Regions from separate parts of the Homo sapiens genome. Here regions 2, 3 and 4 are each linked to region 1. The links are chromatin contacts, found by Hi-C or POLR2A ChIA-PET in ENCODE. All regions are on one chromosome and are shown on one strand. Each heading gives the region's core, a stretch centred on a gene start or an enhancer-like site at or near the end of the contact. The rest is flanking DNA. Distances are from core to core; before and after follow the strand shown. Region 1 holds the start of RCC2 (regulator of chromosome condensation 2). Region 2 holds the start of OTUD3 (OTU deubiquitinase 3). Region 3 holds the start of MICOS10-DT (MICOS10 divergent transcript). Region 4 holds the start of EFHD2 (EF-hand domain family member D2).

The links. A loop is a pair of places that touch in the nucleus more often than their neighbours do. ChIA-PET counts read pairs that join two places held with the same protein, here RNA polymerase II (POLR2A). Pooled maps may share reads with other maps.
Region 2: a loop to region 1 is called in a pooled map, with 14 times the contacts of the local background. The contact joins the promoter of OTUD3 here to the promoter of RCC2 in region 1. A Hi-C loop is called at or near these places in 5 of 50 pooled maps.
Region 3: a loop to region 1 is called in a pooled map, with 17 times the contacts of the local background. The contact joins the promoter of MICOS10-DT here to the promoter of RCC2 in region 1. A Hi-C loop is called at or near these places in 9 of 50 pooled maps. POLR2A ChIA-PET finds 5 or more read pairs at or near these places in 2 of 52 experiments (CD4-positive, alpha-beta T cell and activated T-cell).
Region 4: a pooled map shows a loop between it and region 1 (13-fold over the local background). The contact joins the promoter of EFHD2 here to the promoter of RCC2 in region 1. A Hi-C loop is called at or near these places in 2 of 37 single-sample maps with no recorded cell type and 8 of 50 pooled maps.

Annotation. Positions count from the first base shown.
Region 1 is chr1:17,438,271-17,441,123 of GRCh38, forward strand. It overlaps RCC2 (regulator of chromosome condensation 2), which reads right to left and starts at 1,407. Exons shown (of 13, transcript NM_018715.4): 1 at 1,275-1,407; 2 at 1-252. The coding sequence starts at 244. LOC124903862 (a long non-coding RNA gene) reads right to left here. Exons shown (of 2, transcript XR_007065508.1): 2 at 1,866-2,783. RefSeq lists silencers at 88-187, 1,507-1,646.
Region 2 is chr1:19,881,039-19,883,891 of GRCh38, forward strand. It overlaps OTUD3 (OTU deubiquitinase 3), which reads left to right and starts at 1,357. Exons shown (of 8, transcript NM_015207.2): 1 at 1,357-1,696. The coding sequence starts at 1,476. All of the region lies in intron 1 of LOC105376823 (a long non-coding RNA gene), which reads right to left. RefSeq lists an enhancer at 1,141-1,190 and a silencer at 1,561-1,900.
Region 3 is chr1:19,595,371-19,598,223 of GRCh38, forward strand. It overlaps MICOS10-DT (MICOS10 divergent transcript), which reads right to left and starts at 1,462. Exons shown (of 2, transcript NR_135054.1): 1 at 1,340-1,462. It overlaps MICOS10-NBL1 (MICOS10-NBL1 readthrough), which reads left to right and starts at 1,609. Exons shown (of 4, transcript NM_001204089.2): 1 at 1,609-1,739. It overlaps MICOS10 (mitochondrial contact site and cristae organizing system subunit 10), which reads left to right and starts at 1,609. Exons shown (of 4, transcript NM_001032363.4): 1 at 1,609-1,739. The coding sequence starts at 1,676. RefSeq lists an enhancer at 1,402-1,701 and a silencer at 1,822-2,031.
Region 4 is chr1:15,408,482-15,411,334 of GRCh38, forward strand. It overlaps EFHD2 (EF-hand domain family member D2), which reads left to right and starts at 1,407. Exons shown (of 4, transcript NM_024329.6): 1 at 1,407-1,798. The coding sequence starts at 1,491. The region is part of intron 1 of EFHD2-AS1 (EFHD2 antisense RNA 1); the gene reads right to left. RefSeq lists a silencer at 1,055-1,654 and an enhancer at 1,167-2,029.

The sequences.
Region 1 (2,853 bases), core at 157-2,656:
CCGCGCCGCCCGCCTTGCCTGCTGTCGCCGGCCGCGCCGCGCGCTTGCCCCCGCCGGGGGCCCCGTCGAGCTCCAGGCCGTCCTCGTCGCCGCTGCTGCCGCCGCCGCTGCTGCTACTGCAGCGCTCGGGCCGCTCGCGCTTCCTGCCCGCCGGGCCGCCGCGTTTCCTGGGCCCGGCGCGGGCAGTGCCGTTGCCCGAGCTCGGCTCCTCCCAGGCCGCCGCCGCCGCCTTCTTCCTGGGCATGGTCGCGGCTGGAGGGAGACACGGGGCAGCGGCGCACAATGGACGGGTTATAAACTGCGCGGGGGGAGGGGAGCGGAGACGAGCCACCCGGCCTCCACTTCCTCCTCTGCCCTCCCCAAAGTGGCGGCCGCAGGGTGGGCGGAGAGGGGGCGAGTTGGGAGAGGAAATCGCGCCCCTCCCTGGCCCCGGCGCGGCTCCTTCGGGGAATCCCGCAGGGCAGCCGGGAGCCCCAGAGGCAATCCCCTGGAGGGAGAATTGAGACCCCCGGCCTATCCGTAAGTTAGGTTTGCCCACAAAGCATCACAGTTGCAACCTCGCCCCCCAAAAGTAAAGGGAAAGTAAAACCAGCCTCCAGTCCCCTAGATTTTCATTAAAGAAGGCTTCGGGACACTTCCAGGATTCCCCCTTGGCACCTGGGTGGTAAGGGAGCCCCTGCTCCCCGGCTACCCCACCTGCTGCTTTTGTCTCCGCAGTCTCCCCCCAAACCCACTCATGGCATTTAATGCAACGCTCTCCCCCACCCCGCATCAGCCCTGGACCCCCGTTCGGCCCCAGCTCAGGGGTGCCGACCTCGGGCTCTAGTTAGCCGAATCCCTACGGCGGACTGCCCCCGGCGACGGGGGAAGAGCCCGAAGAAAGCTGGACCCCAGCCCCAAACACCTGCTCGCACAGACACGAAAAATAAAAACTTTAATGGTGCCCAACTCTCTCCCAGCCCCCTTGCCGGCCGTGCGGCCCGGCCGGTCTCCGATTCGACTGCAAAGTGTCCAGGGCCGCCGCCAGCTCCCCGGCGTCCCTGCGCTCTCCCCTGTCTGCTTTTTTTTTTTTTTTTAATTGATTTTGAACAATGGGATCTCTGTCTGTCTCCGATTAAACCACGTGGATCCGCCTTCCTTCCTCTTTTTATTCCTTCAATCACCCAGCCCCCCTCCCCCAGGTTTTTTTTTAACCTTTTCTCTTTAAAAAAAGGAAAAAAAAAAAAACTTTCCCAGACCCCACAAACTGATCACTGTCGATTTTCAGACCCTACCTGGTTGGAGTGATGAGAAACCGGAGAGAAAAAAGGAAGAGAAGCAACTAAAAGACGGATCGGAGGGCTTTTTTTTTTCCGGCCCAGACGAGGGCTCCAGCCCACTCACCAGATACACTTAAAATGTAAATACGAGCTTCCAGAACAAATGCTACAACACAAAACAGAAACACATGTGCGGCCGCGCGGCAAGCGAGCGCGCGGCGGGGCGGGAGGCGCGGGGCGCGGGGCGCGCGCGCCCCCTGCCGGCCGGCGGACCCGTTGCCGGCGCCCCCGCCCCGCCCGGCCTGGCCCTGCCCTGCCCACCCGAGCCTGCGCCGCGCGCCGCGCGCCTCGCCGCCCGCCTCGGCTCCGCTGCTCCTGCGCCTTTCGCGGGCCCGCGAGCGCGCTTTGGGCCTTCCACGCAGTGCGGCCTGCGCGTCAGGGACTTCTTTGCGGCTTAGGAGGATGTTGGATTGTTTTTCCTGGGCACGTCTAGACAGGTCACATGAGGACACTCGCTGGAAAATAGTTACTTCGCTCACGCAGCAGCCAACAAGGGACGTGCCCTAATTGAGTGATTGGAATGAAAGATGAATACAATTTGAATAATTTTTTCCTGTGCAGAGAGAAGCTGAGTTTTATTTGCCTGTGGATGTGTCCTCAGTATGTAACAAGGTGCTGTGACACGGAAGAATCACATAAAGGTTTGCTGTATTAGTGAATTAATTCATAATTAATTTGAGGGCCGTGGAGGCACTGGAAGCTGGCTTTGAGGGGAACTTTTTCATTTTTTGCCAAATATTTACTGAGCCCCCGGTACATGCAAGACCCACAGTGCCCGGGGCTGCAGAGCCAGTGAACAAGGTTTCCACCCCAGTGGAACGCACAGCCTAACGGAAAGACAGATCAGTAAACAAGTAATTACAACAGTGGTAAGCTTTACAAAGTGATGCCTGTGTAGGAACATTATGGCGAGGGGATTTATCCTAGTCCAGGGCCAGGGAAGGCATTCAGGTGGAAAGTTATGCTGAACAACTTAAAGGATGAATAAGACCCGATGAAAGGGGGCAGGAAAAGTATTCCAGGCCAGGTGGAGTGAACGGGACGCTCCACATTTCGAGATCTTGAGAGACACCTCCTGGGAGGGAAGCTGTCTGGTGGGGCTGGGGTGAGAAGAGCCAAGAGGCTGGGTTCTGAGGAGGTAGGCAGGGGTGCGAGGGCCTGCATAGACCCTAGTGAACCGCAGTGAGGCTTGATCTCGTTCGCGTGTCCTGGGACGGGTGAAAAAAGCCTTGCTTGCTTCCTACCGGTCTCCACCCTCCACCTCTCCACCCCACTTCCATTACGATCTCACCGTCACTTGCTCTCCTCTCAAAGCTTTTCTCCTGCTTCTTTTTTCCTGAGGCGTACCGCACAAGGAAGTTCCTTCTTCAGGCAACTTCTTGAAAACGCATAAAGTTCTAGGATTTTTGTGATTCATTCATTCATTGTTAGTGCAAGAAACAGGACTGGGAAGCATCAAGTGTCCTGTAAAGGAAGACAGAGAAACCAAGAGGCCCAAATCTAAGGTATTTGATCAAAGTCAAAAGTCTGTGTG
Region 2 (2,853 bases), core at 107-2,606, 2.4 Mb after region 1:
TCCAGGAAGAGGGGAGAACAGCAACATGGATACAGCTGGAAACCATTATCCTAAGTGAACTAAGGCAGAAACAGAAAACCAAATACTGCACGTTCTTATAAGTGGGAGCTAAACATTGGATACACATGGACACAAAGATGGGAACAATAGACTCTGGGGAATACAAGAGTCGGGAGGCAGTTGGGGGAAAGGGTTGAAAAACTACCTATTGTGTATTGTGTACTTTGCTCACTACCTGGGTGACAGATTCATTTGTACTCCAAACCTCAGCCTCACGCAATATAGATGGGGTTTCACCATCTTGGCCAGCTGGCCAGGCTGGTCTCGAACTCCTGACCTCAGGCGATCCCCTGGCCTCGGCTTCCCAAAGTGTTGGGATTACAGGCGTGGGCCACTGCACCTGGCCTCAGTTTTTGTTTTTGTTTTTTTGTTTGTTTGTTTTTTGAGATGGAGTCTCGCTCTGTCCCCCAGGCTGGAGTGCAGTGGTGCAATCTCGGCTCACTGCAAGCTCCGCTTCCCGGGTTCATGCCATTCTCCTGCCTCAGCCTCCCGAGTAGCTGGGACTACAGGCGCCCGCCACCACGCCCGGCTAATTTTTGTATTTTTAGTAGAGACGGGGTTTCACAGTGTTAGCCAGGATGGTCTCCATCTCCTGACTTTGTGGTCAGCCCGCCTCGGCCTCCCAAAGTGCTGGGATTACAGGTGTGAGCCATCACGCCCAGCCTGGTCTGTCTCAGTTTTAAAACGGAAAGTCCTGCATCCCAAGAAAACCTCTAGTCCAGGCAAACCTAGGTGGGTCGCTCTAGGATGGAATTAGGATTTCCAGTGGTCTTGGACAGAAGGGCGACCTCTCCCTTGAGTTACGAAGGAAGGCGGAGAGATGAAGGGCAGGATTAAATAAACAAGTATGCGGGCTTTGGAGCCAGGGCAAAGCTCTGCCTTTTAGCTGTGTGATCTTGAAATTATTTAACCACTCAGATTCAGTTTCCTGTAATTTGGGGATAATTAAACAAGAATGAGCCGTGTGAAAGTGCCTATCCAACTGTAGTAGGCTCGCAGCAAGAGTTTAAATCGTTTTTATTCATCTCCGGTCCTAACTTTTGCCGCTGCTCTGTGTTCCACTCTTCTATCATCTTTAATTTCTCTGCTTGACTTGTTCCTGCTTTGTTCTCTCTGGTCCCTCTCCGGTCGCTCCTGCCACTCACGTTGAGTACCATCCACCACTAGAGGGCGGAATAGAACAAACCAAGATGGGTGCCCCTCCAGCTCTCTATGGCGTCTGCTCGCCGAGCCCCGCAAAAGAGGCGGGGATTCCATCATGTGACCGGGGTGCTGGGCGCCGGCGCAGGCGCGGTTGCTGCGTAGTCGTCGCCGGGCTCCGTTGCCCGCGCTGTTTTACCTTCCCAACGCTTGAGGCGGACGCTGGGGGGTCCTGCGCCTTTCCCTCCTGCCGCTGGGGACTGCAGGCTAAGGCCATGTCCCGAAAGCAGGCGGCGAAGAGCCGGCCGGGCAGCGGCAGCCGGAAAGCCGAGGCCGAGCGCAAGCGGGACGAGCGGGCGGCGCGCCGGGCCCTGGCCAAGGAGCGGCGGAATCGGCCGGAGTCTGGCGGCGGCGGCGGCTGCGAGGAGGAGTTCGTCAGCTTCGCCAACCAGCTGCAGGCCCTGGGGCTGAAGCTGCGGGAGGTGCCGGGGGACGGGTGAGGCGGGCCGGGAGCGAGGGAGGCGGCGCCGGGGGACGCGCCGGGCTCGGCCTGGCGACCGTTGCCCGCTCGCGTCCATCCATCCATTCATTCGGGCGGCCCGGGCGCCTCCCGCGAGCCAGCCACGCTCCGAGTGCAGGGCGTCCAGCTGCGAGTGAGGCGGACAAGCCCCTCGCCCCGAGACGCTCGCGGGGATCCCAAAGGGTCCTAATCATGGCAGACGCCGCGAGCGAAATAGAAAGTGGGTGCTGAGACCGTATATGGGAGCAGGGCCACTGGATTGTGGCCAGGAAGGGCTCTCTCAAAGGTGACATTTAAGCTGAGTTCTGAAGGAATGAGATGGAGCCAGGCATTGGAAAAACAGTTATCATGACGATAAGACCAGTTGAAGGAGTTTGAGTAAGCCCCACTTGGTAGAACGCTTTGCCTCCTTTGAGTCCTTGGTTTTTGGGTGGTGCCCCCATTTACATTTGTGAAATTAGGTCGCCTGTTTACTGAGCTGAAGGCAGCTTCTCTAATTCTTCCTTCCATGGGCCTCAGTTTCTCTGTAAGCAAAGGTGCTTCCCCAAGCTTTCTTGGGACTTAGACTGGATCCAGGTCCAGCTTTCTTTAGGGAACGCGGAGGGGGAGAGTGGGGAGGAGGAAGAAAATTAGCTTCAAGAAAGGGGATATGGCTCCAGGAACATGGATGGAAGAAGGAAAAGGGTCAGGAAGAGGGGAGAACAGTTAGGATCCCCATTGCAGGGGCAGGTAAAAAGGGGTCTGGTTGTCAGCTGTGTCACTTTGGAAGAGAGAGTGTTAATAACAGCCTGGCTTTTGTTTTTTTCCTCCCCGTATTTGAGTGCTCAGATCCTGCAGAGGGAAGACTAAAATGAAATTAAAGACCATAAGGAATTGCCTTAGTTCATTATTATTGTTATTTTGTAGAGACGGTGATTTTGCTGTGTTGCCCAGGCTGGTCTCGAACTCCTGGCTTCAAGCGATCCTCCTGCCTCGGCCTCCCAAAGTGCCTAGATTACAGGCATGAGCTACCACCCCCGGCCAGGAATTGCCTTAGATATTAACTGCAGAATAAGGTGTTTTAAAAATTTTCACATTACATTGCAGCTTATTGATTAAGACTGTGAACTGGTCCTAATTTCCCTTTCCCACCG
Region 3 (2,853 bases), core at 212-2,711, 2.2 Mb after region 1:
GTCATTGACAGCTTTTTTTTTTTTTCTTTTGTGATAGGGTATCACTCTGATGCCCAGGCTGGAGTGCAGTGGCATGAACATGGCTCAGTGTAGCCTCCACTTCCCAGGCTCAAGTGATCCTCCTACCTCAGCCTCCTAAGTAGCTGGGACTAAAGGCACACATCACATTAGCCTGGCTAATTTTTTAAATTTTTTGTAGAGACAGGAGTCTCACTATGCTGCCTAGGCTGGTCTTGAACTACTGGCCTCAAACAATCCTCCCGCCTCAGCCTCCCAGAGTGTTGGGATTACAGGTGTGAGCCACTGCTCTCGGCCTTCATTGACAGCTTCTAATCAGAGGCATAACGTGGTCAGATTTCTATTTGTTGGTAGGATGGAAGACTAAAATCAATGACACTAGCCAGTAGGCTGGATATACAATCTCTCTTGATAGCTGTGGGCATTTGGTTTCAGGATCTCGCAGTTACCAAAATGCAGGATGCTCAAGTCCCATATATAAAATGGCGTGGTATTTGCATACAACCTACACACATGCTTACATATCCTTTTTTAAAATTACTTATTTTTTTTTAAAGAGATGAAGTCGAACTCCTAGTCTCAAGCAATCCTCCCATCTCAGCCTCCCAAGTAGCTGGGACTACGGTCGCATGCCACTGCGCTGGCTCCCATATACTTTAAATCATCTCTAGGTTACTTATAATACCTAATACAATGTAAATCCTAGGTAAATAGTTGTACTGTATTTTAAATTTTGCATTATTTTTTATTTGATTCAAAAATGTTTCTGGTCCATGGTTGGTTAAATCCATGGATGCAAAACCCACAGATACAGAGGGCACCCTGTGTATGTATGTGTATGTGTGTGTGTGTGTGGGTGGGTGTGTAAATATATACATGGATAGGAGGCCTGAGGTAGACGTTTTACCTGGAGATATAATTTGGCAGTGTTTGCAATTACTCAGGGAGAGTCTGTACAGTGAAAAGAGAATTGATGGAAGCTTGCGAACCAACAGTCCTTAAACAGCTGGCAGAGAAAAGGCAGCCCTGGAGGAAACCAACAGACAACAGCAGATGGGGAGAAGAGGAAAGAGTGGCGTTACCGGGAGTGAAACGAATAGAGGAGCCAGGGAGGATCAGAGGGAGGGAAAATTGTGTGGAATGCGGTACAGAGGTCAGAAAAGAGTCCATTTGATTTGGCGGTAGGTAATCTTTCCCAGAGCAGTTTCGGTGTTAGTGGTTCAGGCGGGAATTCCAATGCAAGAAACCAGTGAACGAATGAGAGAGTGAGTAGGGAAAGTGAAGGTGAGTACGTTAATGAATGAATAAATCAAGTCTGTACCCTCTCTTGCCCGGGGGATTTCCAGGGCCAATGTCGCACTTTGGTGAGGAGGAAAGGCCTGGTCACGGCTTGGGGTGACGCCTAGGAAACTGTCAGCCTCGCAAACCCATAGGCGCAGCCCCAAGGTCAGGGTCACCTCGAGCCTCCAGACAACTCGTCACCTTGACGACCAACTGAAAAAACCGGAAGGGATGGAAGCAGCGGATCATCTCGCGATATCTGGAGCGTCTGCGCCTGCCTTCCTGACCTGGGACTTGTTTCCAGCTCTCGCGAGACTTTCAGGGGTCGGAGCGCGGGGGCCGGCCGAGAGGAAAGCTGGAGGCGCGGGTGGGGAACATGTCTGAGTCGGAGCTCGGCAGGAAGTGGGACCGGTGTCTGGCGGATGCGGTCGTGAAGATAGGTAAGGGGCTTTTCGCCCCAGCAGGCCCGGCCGGTGCAGAGCTGCTGGCTCCAGGCTGCGCTGCCCAGGAGGAAGGAAGGGAAGCCCCACGGGAGGTCAGGCCTCTCGGCCTTTTCCGGCCCCTCCGGCCAGGGCGAGCCGCCCGGGCCCCGGCGGGAGGTCACTCGGGCGGCGGGCACAGACCCGAGGAGCCGGAGCAGCAGCCCGGGTGCGGGGTGGAGTTGCAGCCCGGAGGAGGTGGTCGGGGTTGGCAGGTGGCAGGAGAGTCGCAGAGCTCTTGAGTGGAAGACAGTGTCGGGGCACACCCTCGTGCCGGAGCCGCGGGGTTCTCCTCCCGGGTGGTGCATTCCCCGGCACGCGGCGGGGAACCGGCTCAGGAGGCCACGCTGCTCCCCGGCGGAAACCAAAGTGCCTTCTGGAGAAGGTCACCTGGAGCATTTCATAGACACCGCCAGGCCCTGATGCGAGTTGCTGTCATTCCCGACTTGCCACCTGATTTATTTGAATCAGAGTAGTCTGGGGCCTGAACTTAGAGGGGTGATGATCTGGAATGAGAATTGCGCTGGAAAGTAAGAAGTTGTTCACGTTAAGTTTTTCTGCGTAGTCCTTTAACACGTGCTCAGTGACGGCACAAATTATGAAGTCACTGTATGGTGGGGAGGAGAAAGGAAACTCGTTTATTGAGCGTATATTGTCTTCATTGTGCGAAATAATCTTTTTACAGGCCGTGAAATGGAGAGTCAGGTGAAGGAATTTGCCCACGGTCACAGCTAACAAATGGCAAAATTAGGGATTTTACCCAGCTTTTCTGGGGTCAAGTCCCATGTTCCTTCTTCGATGCTAATTTTTGTTACCCAAATGTGATATTTTTGTGTGGTAATCTTAGGGTATTTAAGAGGATTTAGGATTGTGTCTTTGAATGAAAACATTGAGGAATAAGATTGTAAGCTCCATGAGAGCAGGGATGTTTTCTGGTTTAGTCACTGCCCCATCCCCAGCCCCTAAAAGAGTGCTTAATAAAAATTGTTGAGAGTGAGTCAATAAATGAAACAGTTTATAAGTTACCATTTCACCTCTGAATTCAGCACTTACAGTCAAGTGATTTGGGGCAAGT
Region 4 (2,853 bases), core at 157-2,656, 2.0 Mb before region 1:
AAAAACCATTTTAGCTGAGCATCTTTATTGGACTCAAAAACAATTTCATAAACAAGTAAATGAGAACTTCACATTTTCTGAACCTTGAAGGTTTTTTCCTCAATTTCATTCTTTTAAAAATACCTTTTAAATTAATTCAGCAAGGTTCTTAAACACAGCAAATTGACAAATATCAACTGAGTGTCTGTTCTGTGCAAATCACTCTGTAACAGCTTGCTGGCTTTACATTCTCGAGGGCTCCCTGCCTCCAGAGCACCCTGGTTTTCGGCCCTGCACGCATCTTTTCTCTGCACCTTGGCTGGTTGGAGCAGTTTCAGTAGACAGGTCCTGATTGACCCAACATTTCAGAGAACATGCACAGAGCATAGTCCTCCTTCTAAATCAGGGATTCTCAAATTTCAGTGAGCAGAACTCCCCTGGGTGCTTGTTTACACGTAGATTCCTGGGTCCCACCCCAGAGATCAGTTTCGTCTGTCCAAATTGGAGCCTGAAAATCTGTATTATTAACCTAGGCCCCAGTGGTTCTGATGCTGGAGGTCCAGAGTTGTGCAGTTGTAAGGTGACAGCCCAGACCACAGAGATACTTATCTGAACTCTTTCCCCAGTCCTGTCCAGGAGCCGTTGGGGAGGACATCTCTCCTCTGGGGACCCCATCAAAATGGCGACATCATGATCTCCCTGTCAGTTTCCCTAAAGTACAGTCACAGGCGACAACACTGGCCCAGCAGCTATTGTGCCAAGTCATCCGTGTGATGGTGCGGGGCCTCGGGAGAGAGGACCACCAGCCCCTTCCCCTGTCCCTCACCCGCTGTCTCCAGGGGCCCTTTCAGGGGTGAAACCCAGTCCCATCTCCCTCGCAGCTGCTAGTCTGTCCTCTTCCAAGAGGCCATCGGCGCCCGCCACGGTTCACCCTAAACAGGGGTTTCTGCTCCCCAGGTCCGCCTCGGAACCCCTGCAACCCTCATTGAGAACGCCAGTGTTTAACAGCGAGTCGTTTCCATAGCAACCGACAGGGTGTCACAGACACAGGATTATGACTTCACGGCGTGGGGATTCCGGAGAAGGGGGTGGGGCGGCGCCCCCCCTCGCTTCCCCGCCCCCCGGCAAGCCCCGCTCCTCACCCAAGCCGCGGGGGAGGAGCCCTCTTCTTTCCCGCCCGGCCCCGGCCCCCAGCAGGACCCCTCCCGCTCAGCTGCTACAGTGGGCACGAAGAGGGGCATGGCTTTCGGCCGCGCTCCCCAGCCTCGCGGGGGGCAGACGACGGCGGGCGGGGCGCGCAGAGTACACTCGACCCCCGGCGGCCGGGAGCGATCACGCGCACGCCGCGCGGGCCCGGGGGCGGGGGCGGGGCGCGCGGTCCCCGCCAGGGCCCAAGTCCCACCTTCGGGGGCGGTGCCTGGCCCGGGGAGTGTCAGGAAGAGGAAGAGCGCGGCCGGCGGCGCTGCGCTGAGAGCAGGGGCCCGGCCAAGGCGAGTGCCGCGCGGGCCACCATGGCCACGGACGAGCTGGCCACCAAGCTGAGCCGGCGGCTGCAGATGGAGGGCGAGGGCGGCGGCGAGACCCCGGAGCAGCCCGGGCTGAACGGGGCAGCGGCGGCGGCGGCGGGGGCACCCGACGAGGCGGCCGAGGCGCTGGGCAGCGCGGACTGCGAGCTGAGCGCCAAGCTGCTGCGGCGCGCAGACCTCAACCAGGGCATCGGCGAGCCCCAGTCGCCCAGCCGCCGCGTCTTCAACCCCTACACCGAGTTCAAGGAGTTCTCCAGGAAGCAGATCAAGGACATGGAGAAGATGTTCAAGCAGTAAGTGCCCGCGCGACCCGGCCCCCCGCCCGCCCCGCGACCCGGTCTCGGGCCCCGAACCCCCCGATCCCCGGATCCCGCTCCGCCCCGGGAGCCTGCCGTCAGCCAAGCTTCCCCGAACCCAGACGCACCGGGGTTGGGGACCCGGCGGCCCCTTCCAGATCGAGACCCGGCATCTCACCGCGCACGTTAGTCTGGGGGACCCCCGGCCCCTGGCACGCGGCGGAGACTCGTATTTGTGCTGCCTCCGGTACACCATAGACGCGTCCACAGAGTGGGGGACCCCAGGCTTCCTTCCAGATAATCGCCAGGCCCCGCGAGCCCCACCCCCACCACCACACGTGTGGGTCCCGGGCCCTCCGCGCTGTTAGTGGGGCTTCTCCACCACCCCACACCGCACACACCGAGGCTGAGGACCCAGCGGCCTTCCTTCCCCGATCCCAGCTACTCGCGTTCCCCACCCCCACCCCAACACACGCTGGCCAAAGATACCCACCCCAGTGCCCCTCGACACCACATGCCAACCACATTCCCTCCCTTAAGGTCTTTTCGTTTCCTCTGCGATCTCAGGTCTCCCTCAAGGTGGGTTCTGGGCAGGGATCCCCCCAACTTCCTCTCCAGTTACTTAGCGTCTACCAGCAAACTGGGGGCAAAGACTTGCCCTTTCCATCCCCACCCACTCATTAGCCAGGACCCAAATCCTTCACTCACAAGTGGTCTCCTTAGGAAGGGACCCCTCGGCCCCTGTTGCCCCTCTGGTGTAAACCTCACTCCAGTCGTCCCTGTGGGCCGAGTCCCCTCCGGGTTTGGAAGGCCTCCCTCCCGCTCCTGCCCGCCCCACCCCCGTGCACCCAGCAGCTTGCAGTCACCGCTCCCCTGCTTCTGTCGCAAGGCCCCCCATCTCTCCTCCCCACTCCGTATATCCCCTTCCCTCCCCACAGGGACCCCCCATGTCCCACACCCACCCTGGTCAAAAGGGGCCCCTTCCTATGTGACTTGCCCTGTTACCCCCACCCCTACCCTTTATTCCATCAGATCCACACTGTGTGCCCTCA